2 separate regions of the Homo sapiens genome follow, and region 1 is linked to region 2. A link is an interaction called in ENCODE POLR2A ChIA-PET data of the cell type or tissue named here. Cell type or tissue: OCI-LY7. All regions are shown on one strand. Each heading gives the region's core, and the rest is flanking DNA. Links, peaks and the distances in the headings are about the cores only. Region 1 has its middle 91 kb from the start of SP3. Region 2 overlaps SP3 (Sp3 transcription factor).

The links. ChIA-PET counts read pairs that join two places held together with the same protein. Peaks named below come from ENCODE experiments on the same cell type or tissue, not always from the same donor. Only the 100,000 strongest peaks of a DNase experiment are listed, where the experiment ranks them.
Region 1: POLR2A ChIA-PET joins it to region 2 with 11 read pairs; 3 of 35 experiments call an interaction of 5 or more read pairs at or near these places.

Annotation. Positions count from the first base shown.
Region 1 is chr2:173,872,143-173,877,520 of GRCh38, reverse strand. It overlaps the pseudogene RPL5P7. Among named protein-coding and RNA genes, the nearest start is that of SP3, 91 kb to the left of the region's middle. RefSeq lists a silencer at 2,358-2,487. In OCI-LY7, for the core only: CTCF peaks have their summits at 2,786 and 2,987 (motif pointing left); DNase peaks (open chromatin) are centred at 2,480 and 3,110; H3K4me3 peaks cover 3,102 bases; H3K27ac peaks cover 4,230 bases.
Region 2 is chr2:173,928,181-173,933,558 of GRCh38, reverse strand. All of the region lies in intron 4 of SP3 (Sp3 transcription factor), which reads left to right. Among named protein-coding and RNA genes, the nearest start is that of SP3, 35 kb to the left of the region's middle. In OCI-LY7, for the core only: no CTCF peak of the experiment used is centred there; no DNase peak of the experiment used is centred there.

The DNA of each region.
Region 1 (5,378 bases), core at 75-5,074, 56 kb after region 2:
AACACGAGTCAGGACCAGGAAAAGGTAAAAATGGATAGAGGGACAAATAGGTGAGTTCCAAAGTAGTGTGTATCCTCAGAATCAACTGTGGTATGGGAAAAAACATATGCTAATACTAGAATGTTTAGGTATGTTTAGCCAGTCACTCTTCATCCTAAAAGGAGAGGCATGAAGATTTAGTCATATTTAACATGGAAACTGGCATATGCTTCACTCTACCAGCCCACGACACCAAGGGAAGCCACAGGGCCCTGAGGAACGCGGGGCAGGAGCTCCACACCACAGGGAGGCAGGCAGGGCCACCTCCCTTGTTTGGCTGCTCTCGGCAGGCTGTGGTATCCTGCAGTACACTCATGCTTGCCTTCTCACTCATAGCCAAAGCAAAAATCTTTACAATGGTCTGTGAGGCCCAGCGGGATCTGGACTTGCGTGAAGTCTCTGAGCTCCTCTCCAACTCCTCTCGTTCATTTCTCTCCAGCCACTTGGGGCTCCTTGTTCCTTGCACAAGCCAGGCACACTCCTGCCCCAGGGCTTTTCCACTGGGTGTTGACTCTGCCTGCAACGCTCTTCCCCTAGATAACTGTCTAGCTGGCTCCGTCACTTCCTTTGGGTCTTGATTTAATGTCACCTGTGTCTGGTTCCATGGGTTTGCAGCTTATACTCTTCATGTTTATGTGAATCCTCACAGAAGGAGGATAGCGGCTGAAACTTATACTTCTGCACAGAAACTGCTTCTTTTACTTCACATGCTAGCATTATATTCAAGCAAATAAGAAAATAGCAAAGCTGGTGCTTCTCCTACTACTCAGACAAGTTCTTTGTTAGCCTCATTAGAAGTAAACGCAATGACAGTCCAAACTAGCTAGGTGTGAAAGAAGAAATTAAAACAATTTGAAATTATTAGAAGACGCTTTTTTTTTCTTTTTTTTTGAGATAGTTTCACTCTTGTTGCCCAGGCTGGAGTGCAATGGCATGATCTTGGCTCACTGCAACCCCTGCCTCCCGGGTTCAAATGATTCTCCTACCTCAGCCTCCTGAGTAACTGGGACTACAGGCATCTGCCACCACGCCCGGCTAATTTTTGTATTTTTAGTAGAGTCAGGGTTCGCCATGTTGGCCAGGCTGGTCTCGAACTCCTGACGTCAGGTGATCCACCCACCTCGGCCTCCCAAAGTGCTGGGATTACAGGTGTGAGCCACCATGCCCGGCCCCTAGAAGACCCTTTGAAATATGGATTTATATCCTCAGTCATTGACAACAAGCCTTGGCCTCTGTGTATATTACACTTTAAAATATTGGGTAATAATAGATGTACATGTATTTCATTTATTTATTTATTTAGGGACAAGGTCTCACTCTGCAGTGGCACAATCATAGCTCATTGCAGCCTCAACCTCTCAGGCTCAAGTGATGCTCCCTCCTCAGCCTCTCAAATAGCTGAGACTACAGGCATGTGCCACCATGCCCAGCTAATTTTTAATTTTTTTTGTAGAGATGGGATCTTGTTATGTTACCCAGGCTGGTGTCAAACTTCTGGATGCGAGGGATCCACCTGCTTCAGCCTCCCAAAGTGCCGCCATTACAGGCATGAGCCACCATGCCTGACCATGTATATGATTTATAAATAAATAAATAAATATACATCTAGTAGGGAGTTATCCTTAAATTTTTCCCTATGGGGACGGTGAGATTAAAAAATGGTTTTGAGATGAGTGGTATAGGCGATCAAGACCTCTGCTATATTTGAATTTTGAGTTTGTGAGCTACCCGAAGCTTTAAAAAATGAGAGACAGAGAGAGAGAGAGAGAGAGAGGCAGGGCGTGGTGGCTCATGCCTGTAATCCCAGCACTTTAGGAGGCCGAGGTGGGCGGATCATGAAGTCATGAGTTCGAGACCAGCCTGGCCAATATGGTGAAACCCCATCTCTACTAAAAATACAAAAATTAGCTGGGCATGGTGGTGCAAGTCTGTAGCCCCAGCTACTCAGGAGGCTGAGGCAGAAGAATCGCTTGAACCCGGGAGGCAGAGGTTGCAGTGAGCCAAGATTGCACCACTGCACTCCAGCCTCGGAGACAGAGTGAGACTCCGTTTCAAAAAAAGAAAAAAGAGAAATGAACAGTTAGGACATCATTTTCGTGCTCAGGAATGACAAAACAGACCAGACTGTTTCCTCAAGGGAAGTAAAGCTCGTCTCAGCTTTCAATAAAAAAAAAAAAGAAGAAATTTTTTAATGGGGTCTTTCCTGTGGGGACCTGGGTGATACAGTGGACAATATCCTCAACATTTTTCCCACAGCAGATGCTGTGAGTTTCATTTGACTGCTTCTCAAAGGACTTTTGAGCGTTCTGTAATTGTTGGCTGTTATTACTGTAAATGCTGTGTCAGTGATTGGGATCTGTGTAGTGCTAGGTCCATTCCACAACCAAACAGCTTAGTTTTCACTTTACCCTGTAACTGTGAACTGGTGGTTGGATGCTTGGCTGATCATGCTTCACCCTTTGCCTGGCATAGGCAGGCATTGGCTTGGGTGCTTCCCCTTTCTTGTGCTCTGATTTCCTTAAATCTGTGCAAAATGCTTGTCATAATATTGCCTGACAGTATATATCAGTCCATATTTTTCTTTATGAATGTTTATTCCACAATTCAATTTACATCATTGAAGCAGCAACCTTGTGATTTCTTTTCACTGTATTCTCCTGAGACTCCCAGCCAGGTCCCAATCTTCTGACCTTGTGGGCCTCTTCACTGAATGAGGTTTGCTCTCAAGTTGCCTAAGCTGAGACTTTCCTGTCTAACTGAAAACTTGCAACATTGAAGCAAAGAGCTGCTCCTGTGGGTTATATTTTGGGGCATTTCTTCCAGCTCAGATGGGAAATTTGAGATAAATTTGTGTAATGTTTTAGGAATTTCTCCCCTGCTCTCCCTACCACGGTACCCATCAGGTTCTTCCTATGCAACAATTATATGCACTGGCTTTCGAAAAGAGCCCCCAGGATGGGCCCTCTGGTGGAGGGGAGGGGGACCCACCTTCACGGATGCAGTTAGACATGCTAGTGCTTGTGGCCCAGTTGAGACATCTGGGACCTCATTAAGAACGAGGCTTAAGGAAGATGCCAAAGGGCTTTTAAAAGATATCTCTGAAACCACAAAAAACCTTCTGCTCTATATCCGCACCAGGTGAAACCAGGGCTCACCTTTCGCTGACACACACTGATGTAGCTACATTGGTTGTCTGGATGTGGAAATCCATCCATGTATGTCAGTACGTGGCCACTGCCACAGGCCCGCTTCCCGTGCGCTCTCCCTCACCCCAGCTGCTCTGGATGCCACAGGAAGCCTCCATTCCTGCCCCACGATCCAGAACCTCACCCCTGGATTAAAGTAGATGGTAAGGCTGACTTCTGCACGGTCTCCCTATGCTGTGGGCCCCGCCCAGGGGCCTCATGTGTCTCCCCTCTCAGAGTCTCTTTCCTGCTTGCCCCCCACATCCTTGATTCCTTTGAGGCTTCATTGTCTCTATTGGAGAGTGCTTTTGTCACTCACAGAAATGACCTGGGGCAAGTCCTCTGGCCTCAGATCATCCACTGCCAAATGGAGATGCTGTGTGAAGTTAAAGAAGAAAATGACTGAGGCCCTGGGCTTAGCATATGGGAACCTCACAGGAAGGTGAGCTCCCTCCTCTTCCTTCTCCTCTTCCTTCCCCTTCCCCCACTGTCTTTCTCACTATCATCTTCATGATCATCCTGCAACCTGGGACCCAGTTGTGCTCTCAGCCACTGTTTGCCAATCTCCATTAGGGCAGGAGAAGTGAATTAAAGGGCTGGTAGTGCTCAAGTGTGTTCAGGAAGGGTCAGGAGGGGCAGTTGAGAACTTTTATCCTTCCTGCTCCAACCTATCCACTTCTTGAGTCTTGGGGCATGTTCAGGAGAATGAGGGCGTGTTCCAAATTCCCCAGTGACTTCCGGGAAACCTTTCTAGTCTTTTTATCCTGTAAAAGATAGCTTCCTACATGTCTTCCCTTGCTTCTAAACACTTCTTTTGAAGCACAGTAGTGAATAAATGAAGGAAGCTCCCTGCTGGGCCTTCTCTATGCTCTCCTACCCCCTTACTTGTCTGTGTCTTGTAATTGTTATCTTTTCTGGCAAGTCTGATTTCAGAGGCTTTGTTAGGTGCTCTGACAGTGGTTCCCAAACTGGTCGGCACATCGGAATCACCTGGGTAGCTTAAGCAAGTGCAGATGCCTGGTTCTCACGCTCAGAGGTTCTGATTTGATGGGTGTGGGGTGCTGTCTGGGCAGCAGGAGCATTAAAAGCTCCCCAGGTGATTCTAAATGTGTGGCTGAGTCTAGAACCATGGTCACAGCCACCTAACACCAGAGGGGCACCAGGACACTGGAGAGATTCTTGCTGAGTCTTTTGGTGTGGGTGGGCTGTGGACCGATGAATGAATGGTTTAAGTTAATAAATTGTTATTTACTGCCTGTTTATCATTTCCTGAAGGCAGTGGTTCTCAAACTTTAAAGCATGTAAGAATTCCCTGAAAGGCTTTTGTAAACCCAGGTTACTGAGTCCCACGCCCAGATTTTCTGGTTTAACAGGTTTGAGGTGGTGCATTTGTAACCAGTTCCCTGGAAATGTTGTTGCTGTGGGCCCAAGGACCACACTTTGAGAACCACCGCCTTAAAGCGGTGTTTCTCAACCCTCCCTGGGCACTTGTTAATAACCCAAGATTCTTGGGTCCCACTCTAGCCTGCTGAATTGGCCTCTCCAAGAAAGGCGCCTGGACTATCTGGTCACCAGGCATCTTTTGGTTCTTATTGTCAGGGGGCCTGGAACCAATACCTTAAAACAATACCAAGTGAGGAACCAGACACACAAGCCTAGGTTAGAAAAACAAATGTTCGTATTTAGAGTTGACAGTGGTTTAGATGGTAATTCAAAGGAAAAAAAGCTCCCCACAACACCCCTAGTGATATTGGGCCCGCAGGTCTGTGTCGAGCTTCAGACATAGGTCTCTGTTCCTCAGGATGGCATTTGGTACAGTTGTCAGGAATAGGCCTACTTTAAACGATACCAAGTGAAATTTAGTAGATGAGGGGGTAAAACTGATTACTATGCTTGGAAACGCTTGGTAATACAGGATGAAAATAAGTACACGTCCAAATCCAGGATGATAGTTCATGTAACTCCTAACAGAGTTATCATTTGTCAGATTGCTTATGCCTGTATGCAAGGGGATATGAATGTCCGTGCACCTTATGCACACAAAGTACCAAAATATGGTGTGAAGCCTGGCCTGACAAATTATGCTTCAGCACGTCGTCCTGGCCTGCAGGCTTCTCCACACGTTTGGCATGGACGCCATCTAGGAAGGCCAAG
Region 2 (5,378 bases), core at 99-5,098:
GCCATGGAGCTTGCTTTGGCCAATGAAATACGTCATGGTGATTGATCCATTAACATTGATTCATAAGTCAGGAAAGCAGCATCAGCTGACTTATGATGGATGTGAATAAAAAATAGACCTTTGTTTTAAGCCACTGTGATTTGAGGGGTTGTTACTGCAACTTAATTTTGCCCTGCTCTGTTATATAGGGGAGCCATTAGCCCTGTGATGCTATTAAGCACTCGAAATGTGGCTAGACTGAATTGAGATGTGCTGTAAGTGTAATAAAATACAAATTGAATTTTCAAGTTTTAGTATAAAAAATAGAATGTAAAACATTTCATGAATAATTTGTATTATTGATAAAAGATTGAAATTTAATTCTTTGGATATATAGGCATGCTTTATCTTATTGTGCTTCACAGATACTACTTAAAAAAAAATGAAGAATGTGGCAACCTCGCATTTGAGCAAGTCTGTTGACCCCATTTTTCCATCAGAACGTGATCACTTTGTGTCCCTGTGTCACATTTTGGCAATTCTTGGAATATTTCAAACCTTTTCATTATTATTTTTTATTTTTGTTTTTGAGACAGTCTCGTACTGTCGCCCAGGCCTGGAGTGCAGTGGTGCTATATTGGCTCACTGCAAGCTCTGCCTCTGGGATTCAGGCCATTCTCCTGCCTCAGCCTCCCGAGTAGCTGGGACTACAGGACCCCACCGCCAAGCCTGGCTAATGTTTTGTATTTTTAGTAGAGACGGGGTTTCACCGTGTCAGCCAGGATGGTCTCAATCTCCTGACCTCGTGATCCACCTGCCTTGGCCTCCCAAAGTGCTGGGATTACAGGCGTGAGCCACTGCGCCCGACCTTCATTATTATTATACTTCTTAACAGTGATCCGTAATCAGTGGTCTTTGATGTTACTGTTGTAATTGTCTTGGGGCACAACAGACCATGCACCCATAGAAGGTGAACTTAATTGATATAAAGGTTGTATGTTCTGACTGTTGCAACGACCAGCCGTTTCCTCATCTTTCTCCTCGGGCCTCCCTCCTCCCTGAGACACAACAATATTGAAACTAGGCCAGTTCCAGGCACGGTGGCTCACTCCTGTAATCCCAGCACTTTGGGAGGCCGAGATGGGCGGATCAGTTGAGGTCAGGGGTTCAAGTGCAGCCTGGCCAACATGGTGAAACCCATCTCTACAGAAAATACAAAAATTAGCCGGGCGTGATGGCAGGCGCCTGTAATCCCAGCCACTTGGGAGGCTGAGGCAGAACAATTGCTTGAACCCAGGAGGCAGATGTTGCAGTGAGCTGAGATCACGCCATTGTACTCCAGCCTGGGCAAAAGAGCAAAACTCTGTCTCAAGAAAAAGAAAAAACTAGGCAAATTGATAATAACCCTACAGTAGCCTCTAAGTGTTCAAGTGAAAGGAAGAATTGCACATATCTCACTTTAAGTCAAAAGCTTAGAAATAATTAAGCTTAGTGAGGAAAGCATATTGAAAGCCCAGATAGACCAGAAGCTGGGCCTCTTGTGCCACACAGCCACGTTGTGAATGCAAAGGAAAAGTTCTTGAAGGAAATTAAAAGTCCTAGTCCAGTGAACACGTGATAAGAAAGCAAAACAGTCTCATTGCTGATATGGAGAAAATTTTAGTGGTCTGGCCAGATATACCAGCCACAACATTCCTTTAAACCAAAGCCTAATCCAGAGCAAGGCCCCTAACTCTTCAATTCTGTGAATGCTGATAGAGGTGAGGAAGCTGCAGAAAGAGTTGGAAGTTAGCAGAATACTGGTCCATGAGGTTTAAGGAAAGAAACTGTTTCCATAACATAAAGACAAGGCTGCAAGTGCTGATGTAGAAGCTGCAAGAAGTTATCCGGAAGCTAAGATCATTGATGAAAATGGCCACACTAAACAACAGATTTTCCGGCTGGGCGTGGTGGCTCACACCTGTAACCCCAGCACTTTGGGAGGCCGAGGTGGGAGGATCACGTGGTCAGGAGTTGAAGACCAGCCTGGCCAATATGGTGAAACCCCATCTCTACTGAAAATACAAAAATTAGCCGGGCATGATGGCGCACACCTGTAGTCCTAGCTACTCGGGAGGCTGAGGCAGAAGAATCGCTTGAACCCGGGAGGTGGAGGTTGCAGTGAGCCGAGATTGCACCACTGCACTCCAGCCTGGGAAACAGAGCGAGACTCCATCTCAAAAACAACAACAACAAAAATGCCAGGCTGGTCTCGAACTCCTGACCTCAAGTGATCTGCTCGCCTTGGCATCCCAAAGTGCTGGAATTACAGATGTGAACCACCGCGCCTAGCCAGCAACCACCATCTTGATCAGTCAGCAGCAATTGACTTTGAGGCAAGACCCTCCACCAGCAAAAAGATTACGATTTACTGAAGGCTCAGATGATTGTTAGCATTTTTTAGCTGTAAAGTTTTTTTAAATTAATGTACTTTTTGTTTTTTTAGACATAATGCTGTTGCACACTTAATAGACTGCAGTATAGTATAAACATATGTACTGGGAAACCAAAAAAATGTGTGGCTTGGTTAATTGCAATATTAGCTTTATTGTACTTGTCTGGAATCAAATTTGTAGTGTTTCTGAGGTATGTCTATATTAGGTTAAATGAAATATATTAAAGTTAATTTTACCTTTGAGTTTTACTTTTTTAATGTGGCTGTTAGAAAATTTGAAGTTAACGTACGTGGCTTGCATTGTATTTCTATTAGACAGCACCTATATTATTACAGCCTATCATCACTTAAGTCAAAATTTATACAAGGAATAGTATGCTCTAACAAAAAACTTCAACTGTGGCATTGGCCTGAGGATCAGGCAGCAAGGAAACTGATGTTAGATGCTAGAAACATGACGATGCAGAGAACAATATTATTATATAAAACTTAACGTGCAGTAACTTGGAAGGCAAGTAATATATTTAATGCATTTGAAGCTTTTGGGACAAGGTTGGAAAACAAATTGTATTTTAACTGGTACTGGTTTCATTTGACAAGGTGTTATAAGAAAGAGATGAGCTAGAAAATAATTGGTTAGTTTGCAAGTATGAATGAAAAGCAATACAGAGTCCAGAAATTTGGGAATTTGTAGGATTAGAAGAAGCAATTACTGCTGCACCTTTTTTTTTCTTTTTAATTAAATTAGAGGCAGTCTCCCTGTGTTACCCAGGCTAGTCTCAAATTCCTGGGCTCAAGCAATCCTCCCACCTTGGCCTCCCAAAGTACTGGGATGAGCGACTGTGCCTGACCAGTAGTTGCTTCTTACCTCCAATCAGTAGGAGACACAACTGAAAAGGCTTTTGAGTAGATAATTAAAATTCATCCTTTTGGTAGGATCCAGTCAGGGTTATGACCATCACTTCCATTGTTAAAATGTCTGAAAGGATTAAGGTAATTCAGAGTAAAGGCCAACTTGAGAGGGAATTGCTTTTCAGTTGGGTTAGGGAAAAGAGACTAAAGGTATGGAACCCCTGCTAAAGCCAGGTAAACTCAAGGTACCCATAGTTAGAGAGAAATAGACACACTGTCTCATGGGGCAAGAAAGCAAAGAAAAGTAGTAAATCTAAGAGGCATATCTTAGAAAAAAGCTTTGGTTCTGGACATTGGCGCTTGGAATTGGATAGAATCAAATAGATAAGCCTTCTAATTTTTTCAGGGAGAGGCATAGACAAAAGTCTGAATAAAGTATAACTGCTTGATACATAATGATCTTGCTCTCTGCCCCATACCTCCCTGACCTATCTGCCTGCTGAGAATTCTGCTCTGCTAAGGAGTCACACTCTCTGATGCTCACTTCACTTGTAGCGTTAGAAGATAACAGACCAGGAAAAACCTTCCAGAAGGCAGAACCTAGAGGCACAGAGAACAGCAGACTTAGAAACTCCTCCCAAGGGTCAGTCAGAGCATTCCCCACCTTCCAGGACAGAGAGCCCTTGCACAATCTGTTCAGCCTGGCTTATGAATTGCTATGAACTACTGACTGTTGTCTTCTTTTCTTCTTTTGAACTGGAGCATTTTTTATATTCTGTCAGTGTGTATTGTGTGTGTGAAGGGAAGTAGATAACTTGTTTTAATAAATAGGTCTCTGTGAAGAGGGGCTGCATCTGGACTTGATATAGAGGTGATTTCCCCATCAGCGCAGATCCTGTCCTTTGATCTTGATGCTGAGACTGGATGGGATATTTGGGTTACCTTCTGAATGGAGGGACAGGTGTATTTTTTCATGTGGGAAGAATAAATATTTGACAGCAGGGGACTAGGGAGTCATGATTCTTCATAAAATAATCATTGAATTGCCCTTTCCTTTAATTCTTAATGTCGGGCATGGCCACGTGCCTTTTTGTAACCAGTAAAATGTGAGTGGAAGTTAAAGAACAGAATGTGATTTGCCACGTTTTCTTTCACCTTTGGCAAGGCAACCTTGGAAGCATGTATCAAGTGGAGCCTGGAAGCATGTATCAAGGGGAGCCTGGACTCCTGAGGCACTGTCATGATCACATCTCCCTTACCAACCTGAATTGGACATTTGAAATTAGTGAAAAATAAATTTTTGTTGTATCAAAGCCATTGAGCTTTTGTGATTGATGTTACTGTAGCACAGCTTCACTGATTCTGATTAATGTGTTAGATTATAATTTTGGTCAACAAATGTTCGCTCAATATAGTTGTTCAATAAATGTTTGAATCAAATATGTAAAAATTGGAGGGCAAAAGAAAAATGTATAAATTCTAAAACTGCCAAGATCCAGGTCTTTGGCTTTTATTCTTTGTGAAAGCCAACCACATGGTGACTAAGGGTCCTCTAATTATATAGGTAATACGGCAGAGATGATTTAGGTAGCAGACACGGGAAAATAGAAAACAATGAAGCTTGTAAATAACTAGGGGTTCAAAGCAATACATAGGTGTCGTTTAGTGGATCATTTAAAGCATTTTTTCTTCTATTTATATTGATACCAACTCAGGATTGTTTACAGTCTGCAGAAAGTGTTGGAACGGAATCATTTTATTTACAGGCAGTTCTGCTTTTTTTTTTTTTTAATGAAGGAAGAAAACCCCAAACCATGTGTTTTTGTTGTTGTTGGTTGGTTGTTTTCCCCCTAGCCATTGCAGCAGTGGCAGAAACATCAGTTTTAGTCCAGTGCTAGAGCAGAGCCTTTTCCTCAAATGACATCTTAGGCAGAACTCCAGTGTATAAAACTAATATTAATGGGGCTGCTCTGACTTACATGAGGGCCTGGGGCCCTCTTCTCTGCTGACACTTAACAGTTTGAAATTTCCTGTACTGAAGCAGATATACCTGCCGTGGCCATCTTCATTTTGAAGGGTTTGAGTTTCTTAAGAGTAGCCTTAGATCCTTTCT